Regions from separate parts of the Mus musculus genome. Here all the other regions are linked to region 3. Evidence: chromatin loops called from intact Hi-C (ENCODE). Cell type or tissue: heart. All regions are shown on one strand. Region 1 overlaps Il13ra1 (interleukin 13 receptor, alpha 1). Region 2 overlaps Gm42406 (a long non-coding RNA gene). Region 3 holds the start of Il13ra1 (interleukin 13 receptor, alpha 1).

Region 1 (2,500 bases), 50 kb after region 3:
AGTCAGGTTTCTGGGCTTGAGCAACAAACAAGAGCCATCACCCATGAGCCCATCTTACAGACTCCATAATCTGCCTCCTTTACACAGAAGTAGTCCTCACAAGTGATGTACATGCTCTAAAATGGCAGCTTTTTCCTTCCAGAATCACTTAGTCACATAAGGTCACATACATGACCTTGAATGCTGTCTGATGAGACACATACTGAATTACAAATTTGCAAAATCCTAGATTTTCTTCTAACATCGTCATTAGAGACAGGGATTTTGGGAGCCACCAAGAAGTCTCTAAAGGAGAGAAGTGACTATAAAACCTGGACTAGAACCAAGTAGCCCAAAGATGTCATCTTTTAATGCAAATAAAAAAAAGCCATGAATTTTAAATACCCATTACTTTCATTGATAATGCTCCTTTAAAACAATGTATTTAGATGTGAGCACAAATCAGTGGTCCGTGCAGTTTTTCTTAAGGGTTCTAGTGGTTTTATGCTGTTGTGCTCGTCACTGTAGTAACAGTTTGGCCAACAGCAATTCTCCTGTTGCTTTGCTGTTTGCCTTTTCCATGTGACTGAATGGGCTGCTGGCCACACTCGGGGTGGGGGAGGGGATCGCAGAAGGAATTGCTACCCTTCTATAGCTCTGTTTCTTGCATCCATTAAAAAAGAAAAGCACACTCTTTTCCTCACATTTCTGGGCAGGCAACTGTGCTGTGCCACTTGTACATGTTCAGACAAAAACTAGCTTTTAAAATTCCAAATATTTAAATTTTTTACTTCAGTATATATCTTTGAAAACAAAAACCAACCAACCAACCAAACAAACAAACAGGCAAAAAAACCAAAGAATACTTTCCTCTGCAGCTGTGCGAGCATCGCTGTGCTTTAAAAATTATGAGTTCCTAATATCAATTAAGGCTCAGGCCCTGCTGGGATTTTTTTTCAGGTGTCTTAGTTGTCTAGAGGTAGATGCTATCCAATTATCCCAGCATCAGCGGGGCTAAGATTAACCACGGTTTTTAAGATTACACCAGCATATTCTCTCCTGTTACTTGCATTCTTCCCAGTCCCCTCCCCCACCCCCAACCTGTGGCACTTGGAGATACTTTGTTGGGTATTGTGCTGACACCCTGTCAAACCTTCAGCGGATGCCTTTCACACCAGAGGATCCCATTGCTTTCCTCGGTTTGAGGTGTCCTTAAAGTGCAGTTTCCTGTGAAGCATTTCTTTTTGGTTGTCAGCTAGGCTCATTGGCTGCTCTGAAATTCAATTTCTGCTAGAAGGGCAGAATGCATGCTTAATTATTTTTCTTTTTCTAAAATGAGGAATTGGGTTAATGGACACAGCAAATAGTTTCAAATTCAAATTAGTCTCTTTCATTCCACATTCAACAGGTTCTCTTATATGTGGGATCTCCAATTTGTCCTGTTCAGCCTTTTTTTTTTTTTTAAACTGTTGCTCAGAAAAGGACTGGGGTATGAAATAGGTTCTACTGTGTCTAAAAGACTGCTATTCTGTACAAAGCTTACTGTACTTAGTAAGTAGACATTGAGAAATACTGTAATCAAACTTGTAAATAATGTTAAATTGAGACCGGATATTCTATAATACTCTTGAATGTATTGCTTTACACTCTAAAAACCTGTGATGCTTTCATCTCTGGCCACTATTCTATTTTTGATGATTCATTTCTTTTATCTTAAATGACAGATTAAAGATTGAACTGTGGATTGGTAATTTTATGGATTTTAAAATTAGGCTGGCATAAAATTCATAAAATTGAATCCTAGGTGAGAGCCTGTGTTCCTTCTTTCTCTCTTACATGGGCATATTTCATGCATTGCCTACAGAAAGGCTATGATGCTAATAAGGGGAGAAAGAGGATGGAGAGAGAGAAAAAAATCCACGAACATAATGTATGACAGCCCATGTATTCTGTATTACAGCTGACCCCACACACATCATCCCTTATTCTTTCTCATCTCAATCAACTCCACGCCCTCCTTTCCCTAATGGAAATGCCCTTTCCTGGATTCTTGAGTTTTGGGTTTGTTTTGTGATCCATTTGATTCAACCAGGGCTATCTCTGTGACCACCCCATTGAGAATATTCATTGGAACATGATAGGGAAGCTTCTACAGTACGAAGTTTCCTCTAAATGGCTTTGGTGTTAATTTCTCCTGCATGGGTTTCTTCCTCTAGCCTCTTCTCCCATCCCCTATCCACTTTAACACTTCCTGTTCCGTTATTAACTTTAAACCATTTATACCAGTACATTTTGTCTCCTCTCCCTTTCTCATGCTTTTCTGTGGGATGTTAGTAATTTCCATACCTTTATGGGTATTCCAAATAAACCAAACATATCTGAAGATTCAAAGCTAACATCACAGATGAGAGAAAACATGTGATGTTTATCTTTCTGGCTCTGGGTAACCAAGGCTCAGGGATCCTTGCAGAGGAGGGGGCAGAGATGATGGGTGATCAAAAGGAACAGCAGGGCTGTTGCA
Region 2 (2,500 bases), 72 kb after region 3:
TAAATGACAGAACAGGACCTGGAGGCACATATCTGGAATCCCAGCTGTCCGGAGGATGAGGCAAGAGGACTGCAAGTTAGAAGCCAATCTGGTCTACATCTTGAGACACTATCTAAAAAAAAATGTAGATACAAAAAAAAAAAAAAAACCACAGGGAATTTGGGAGTGGATGAGAAAAAATAATTCTATTTTGGATACGTGGGTTGTGGAGTTCTAGAGAGAATCATTAGGCCATGATTTCCAGACATGATCAGGCACTCAGGGACAGCTTTGAGCTTCAAAAGTCAGGGGCAAGTAGCCCATGTTTTCTCTGGCATTTGGAATCTAGATTTAAGTGTGAGTATGTAGAGGGGAGAGAAGAGCAAAGGTGAAGAAAAGGAGGTGAAGAAGAGGACTAGAGGGAGGGAAAAGAGGAGAAGAAGAGAAAGTGATGGGGTGTGTGTGATGTGAAAGCAGGAGGAGAGACTATTTGAAGATAGGGAAGCAATAGCAAGGAATTAATAATAGCAAGAACAAAATATAATTATTTTATATGATTTAACACATATATGTATATGAATCGTTATAATGTGCTCTATTACTGTGCATGCAAATAGAAGTATATATTTATATGGCTGTTGAGATGGTTCACTGATGGCTCACTTGCTGCAAAGGTGGACAACTTGAGTTCAATCTCCAGGATGCACTTGGTAGAAAAAGAGAATCAACTCCCACATGTTGTCCTCTGACACCATAGGCATACCAGAGTACCCATGGATAACTAAATACCAATATCCAGGATAAATAAATAAATATAACATTAAAAAAGAGGGAGGGTCACCAGAGCTATTCACCAGAGAAAGACCAAATAGTTTGCAACCAGAATTCACTTTGCCTGTCTTCTTCTAGCACAGGGCCAGGAAATCTAAGCTTGCTATACAGTCTTGGGTAGGAGGTGGGAAAATGAGTACTCACCCTGCCCTTGCTGCCCAAGAGTAACACACTACTGCCACCTGGGGGCTGCACATAGAAACTGTAATGGCAGCTTTATGAAAGCCATTTGAGAGGACATGACCCCTCCTTTTTATGAGACTTTTGTCTCTCACTTTTAGTTCTTAAAATTCTATCATGGTTTTGTATCTCAGTTTTGTTTCATTTTGCTAACATCCTCTTGTGAAGTGGAACTGGATCTTTGTTCATCCATTTATTTACTGATATTCATTTATTTATTATTCAACAAACATTCATTTAGTAACTATATTGTGTTGGACACTGGGCATACATTCATGAGCGAAAACATATATATCCCTCCAGCAAACTGAATTCTAGTGTAACTTGTAGGGGGGGTTAGAGAATTGAACCAAGGGCCTTGTGCCTGCTAGGCAAATGCTTTTCCACTGAGCATGTCTCCAACCTCTAATAATTTTAGTGTAGAGACCACTCTGAGGGAAAGGCTGATGATGCAGTGAGAGCAGGTAATGGGGGAGCCTCAAAAAGTAGGTGAAATTTCACTATATAGACCAGGCTGGCCTCAAACTCATGACCACCCTGTCTCAGCTTCCCAAGTGCTGGGATTGCAAGCATCACAACCATGTTTGGTTTGAACTGAACCAATATGATCATTGTCCTATACATTCAATTGAACACATAGAACGAGGTATCTTAATATTCTAGCGTATAAAGTCTGGATAAAAATCAAGATATCAAAATTTTCCTTTCACATTCCTCACTAGTTCAACAGTGGATTAGACACACACGCTGAGGGTGTAGCTCAGTGCTAGAGCACTCCTGTAATATGCACAAGACCCCAGGTTCCATCCCCAGCACCAGGAAAATAAAATAACAGTTACAACTGTAGAGGGTATTTTTGAGTTACCACTGGAGAAGCACTTAAAGTCTAGCGCACAGTAAGCACATAATATATGCCACTCTTCTCACCTGTTTATAGAAAGAGCTCTGGCTGTTAGAATACTGAGATTGTTTCAACACAGGGCCGTGGCAAAGGTGTGACTTCAGGTGTTCAAGGACCCACTCCAGCATTAGTAGTGGTTAGCAAAACAAGGAATAAAGAATTGAGCTTATACATGCCAGCAAGATTTTGCTGAAAGGACCCTGATATAGCTGTCTCGTGTGAGACTATGCCAGTGCCTGGCAAATACAGAAGTGGATGCTCACAGTCATCTATAGGATGGAACACAGGGTCCCCAGTGGAGGAGCTAGAGAAAGTACCCAAGGAGCTGAAGGGGTCTGCAACCCTATAGGTGAAGCAACAATATGAACTAACCAGTACCCCCAGAGCTCATGTCTCTAGCTGCATATGTAGCAGAAGATGGCCTAGTTGGCCATCACTGGGAAGAGAGGCCCCTTGGTCTTGCAAACTTTATATGTAGGGGAACTCCAGGACCAAGAAGTGGGAGTGGGTGGGTAGGGGAGCAGGGTGGGGGGAGGGTATAGGGGACTTTCGGGATAGCATTTGAAATGTAAATGAAGAAAATATCTAATAAAAATTGGAAAAAAAGAA
Region 3 (2,500 bases):
AGTTTTTCATTATGCTTATGTAGGTGTGCATGCATGTGCACACACATGCCATGGTGCCCACGTGGAGGTCAGAGGGCAACTTGCAGGGCTCAGTTTTCTTCTTCCTCCATCTTTACTCACTAAGCTTTACAACCTCTCAATCTCTGCCCTCTCCCCCCTCCCGCCCTCCCCCCCCCACCTCTCCTGTAATTGGTGACAATCCTACTTCAGTCCCAGAATTGTTAAGCACTTGTTTAATCTAGGCCACAGTGCTCAGGCATGAAACACCATACCTGTCCATAGTATGTACCTCGAAACCTAAAACTATATTAAGCTGAGTGTGTGTTTTAACAACACAGGTACACAGGATAGTGACACTATCCCTTGTTTCGGGAATGTCACTTTAAAAACCCAATTCAATTATTACCAGCTTTCAAATATACCGTTGTCCCTTCCACAAAGCAGGGTGCCACTAAAGTCCCCAATCTACACTTCCAAGTCCATCCAGAGAAATAAAGAAGGTTGGTATTACTATTCTAGGAGTCAGAACTTCGGAAACAAAGGGCTCAGAGACCTAAGGCTAGATGCCAGGTTTCCAGATTCCCAGGCCAAGGTTCTTTTCCTACATGACCCTGCCCTAGTGTGTAGCAGGGTGCAGCCTTTGGCACTCGGGACAACCACACATCCTGATCAAAGTGGGAGTGAGAAGAGGCCAGTCTTTGGAGCCCTGCCACAAAGCTCCAGGGGAAGTCGCCTTGGGTCTTCCAAAGGACTCCCAGGTAGCTGTGACAGGTGGTGGCGCGGAGGGAGGCCAGGTGTCACTCGGTGGGAGTCTCAGAGCCGCCGGCCCCGCCCAATCCCTTCCACTGCCTGCGCCCAGACGCCCCCGCGCGCTCGGGTTACCTGCGGCCGTGGGCGGGGCGGCCCTTCCCGTCTGCGCCGGCTCTGGCCTCCAGCGCGCGGCGGCCGGGAAGTGGGAGCAAGAACAGAGGAGGCGGAGACTGCCGCGGCTCCAGCCGGGCCACGCTCCGAGGCGAGGGGCTGCATGGCGCGGCCAGCGCTGCTGGGCGAGCTGTTGGTGCTGCTACTGTGGACCGCCACCGTGGGCCAAGTTGCCGCGGCCACAGGTGAGTGTGGTCCCCGGCTGGTGACAGCCACCAGGGGGTTGGGGGTGGTGGTGGTGTGTGAGAAGGACGAGGCTTGGCAGGGACTTGGGCCGGCGGGGCGCCAGGAGTTCGATCGCCTTGGTCAGGGTGCGCGCACTGAGGTGGTCGGCCCTTCGATGTCCCGTGCTAAGTCGCCAGCCTTTGCCTTTCATGCTGAGTCTCCGTGATCCTGTTGGATTTGAGGGACCTGGGTGCGGGGGGGATTTCCCAGGCTCTGTGGCAGGGAGAGGGGGAGCCAGACCCGGCGACTGGCCATCTCACTTCCCTTGAGCACTAGGGAAGAGCCAAGAAGGCTGGCGTCTAGAGGAAGGGGACTGAAGGGAACAGATTTTTGCTCAAATGACTCTTACAAAGTGGCTTTGCCTTTGAAGGGATGAGGAACCTTGGGATGGCGACTAAGTCCTGGTGAGCTGGAACTTCCTGAGGGCTCCTTGCCCTGAGCCTCTTAGATGCTCAGTTTGGAAGTGTGGCTTTTAGCAGTGGAAGTTAAAGGGAGTCTAAAGATGGATCTTAGTCCTAGTAGCAAAAGGACACAAGAGGTCAAGGCTTCCTCTGGCATTAAGAAATCTGCTGAGAACGCCTGTCCAGCATCCGGACAGACCTCTTCCAACTTTAATAAACAGTATTTCGTGGAAGATAATCTTAAATTTACAGAAAAGTTGTACATTGTTTAGGAAGTTGCACCATTGCCTTAATGTTTGTGAACAATTTTTAACTAATGAACTTGGCAGTTGCTGTGAAAATCGAAGGTGAATGATTTCCTCATGGACTAGGCTTGGCAAGCGTGGCAATCGGGGCCTTTTAAAATAGGTTTTATTCTCTCTCTCTCTCTCTCTCTCTCTCTCTCTCCAACACACACACACACACACACACACACACACACACAGAGTTGCTAACGAATGTTTACCAAGTGTGCTGTGTTTTGAAACGAAAGCTGAAATGTTAATTAGGAAATCCCCATGCTCTGTCAACAAAATATATGTAGTATCTATGACAGGCGGTGTTTCTAGGGGCTGAGGATGTAATAGTGAGAAAAATGGACCAAGTCCTGGAGTCACGAAGCTAGTTACATGTACTCTTGGCAAAGGGTGTGTGTTTCTGTGTTAAGGTAAGATATGTCACATACCACTAAAGTGCTATGGAGAGAAACAAGATGAGAGTAGGGAGTTACAGCTGTAAATGGCACGGAGTGGAGTGGAAAGACTTTACTGAAAAATTAGTGTTGAGTGACATCTGAGGGATGCTTAAGTTCAGCAGTTAATAATTGCCCTTTTTTTCCTGGGTTCCTGGAGAGGGTACCTAAGGGCTTCATGCAAGCTAGCTAAGTGCTCTAGGGCTGAGTCACACTGATAATT

What was found. Peaks named below come from ENCODE experiments on the same cell type or tissue, not always from the same donor. Only the 100,000 strongest peaks of a DNase experiment are listed, where the experiment ranks them.
Region 1: it touches region 3 in a loop (2.1-fold over the local background); 2 of 42 quality-filtered maps call a loop at or near these places.
Region 2: it touches region 3 in a loop (3-fold over the local background); 6 of 42 quality-filtered maps call a loop at or near these places.

What each region holds. Positions count from the first base shown.
Region 1 is chrX:36,161,187-36,163,686 of GRCm38, forward strand. All of the region lies in intron 10 of Il13ra1 (interleukin 13 receptor, alpha 1), which reads left to right. The region is part of intron 2 of Gm42406 (a long non-coding RNA gene); the gene reads right to left. Among named protein-coding and RNA genes, the nearest start is that of Zcchc12, 33 kb to the right of the region's middle. In heart, no CTCF peak of the experiment used is centred here; no DNase peak of the experiment used is centred here.
Region 2 is chrX:36,182,850-36,185,349 of GRCm38, forward strand. The region is part of intron 2 of Gm42406 (a long non-coding RNA gene); the gene reads right to left. Among named protein-coding and RNA genes, the nearest start is that of Zcchc12, 12 kb to the right of the region's middle. In heart, a CTCF peak has its summit at 1,013; no DNase peak of the experiment used is centred here.
Region 3 is chrX:36,111,170-36,113,669 of GRCm38, forward strand. It overlaps Il13ra1 (interleukin 13 receptor, alpha 1), which reads left to right and starts at 939. Exons shown (of 11, transcript NM_133990.5): 1 at 939-1,106. The coding sequence starts at 1,025. In heart, no CTCF peak of the experiment used is centred here; a DNase peak (open chromatin) is centred at 1,032; H3K4me3 peaks cover 1,171 bases; H3K27ac peaks cover 871 bases.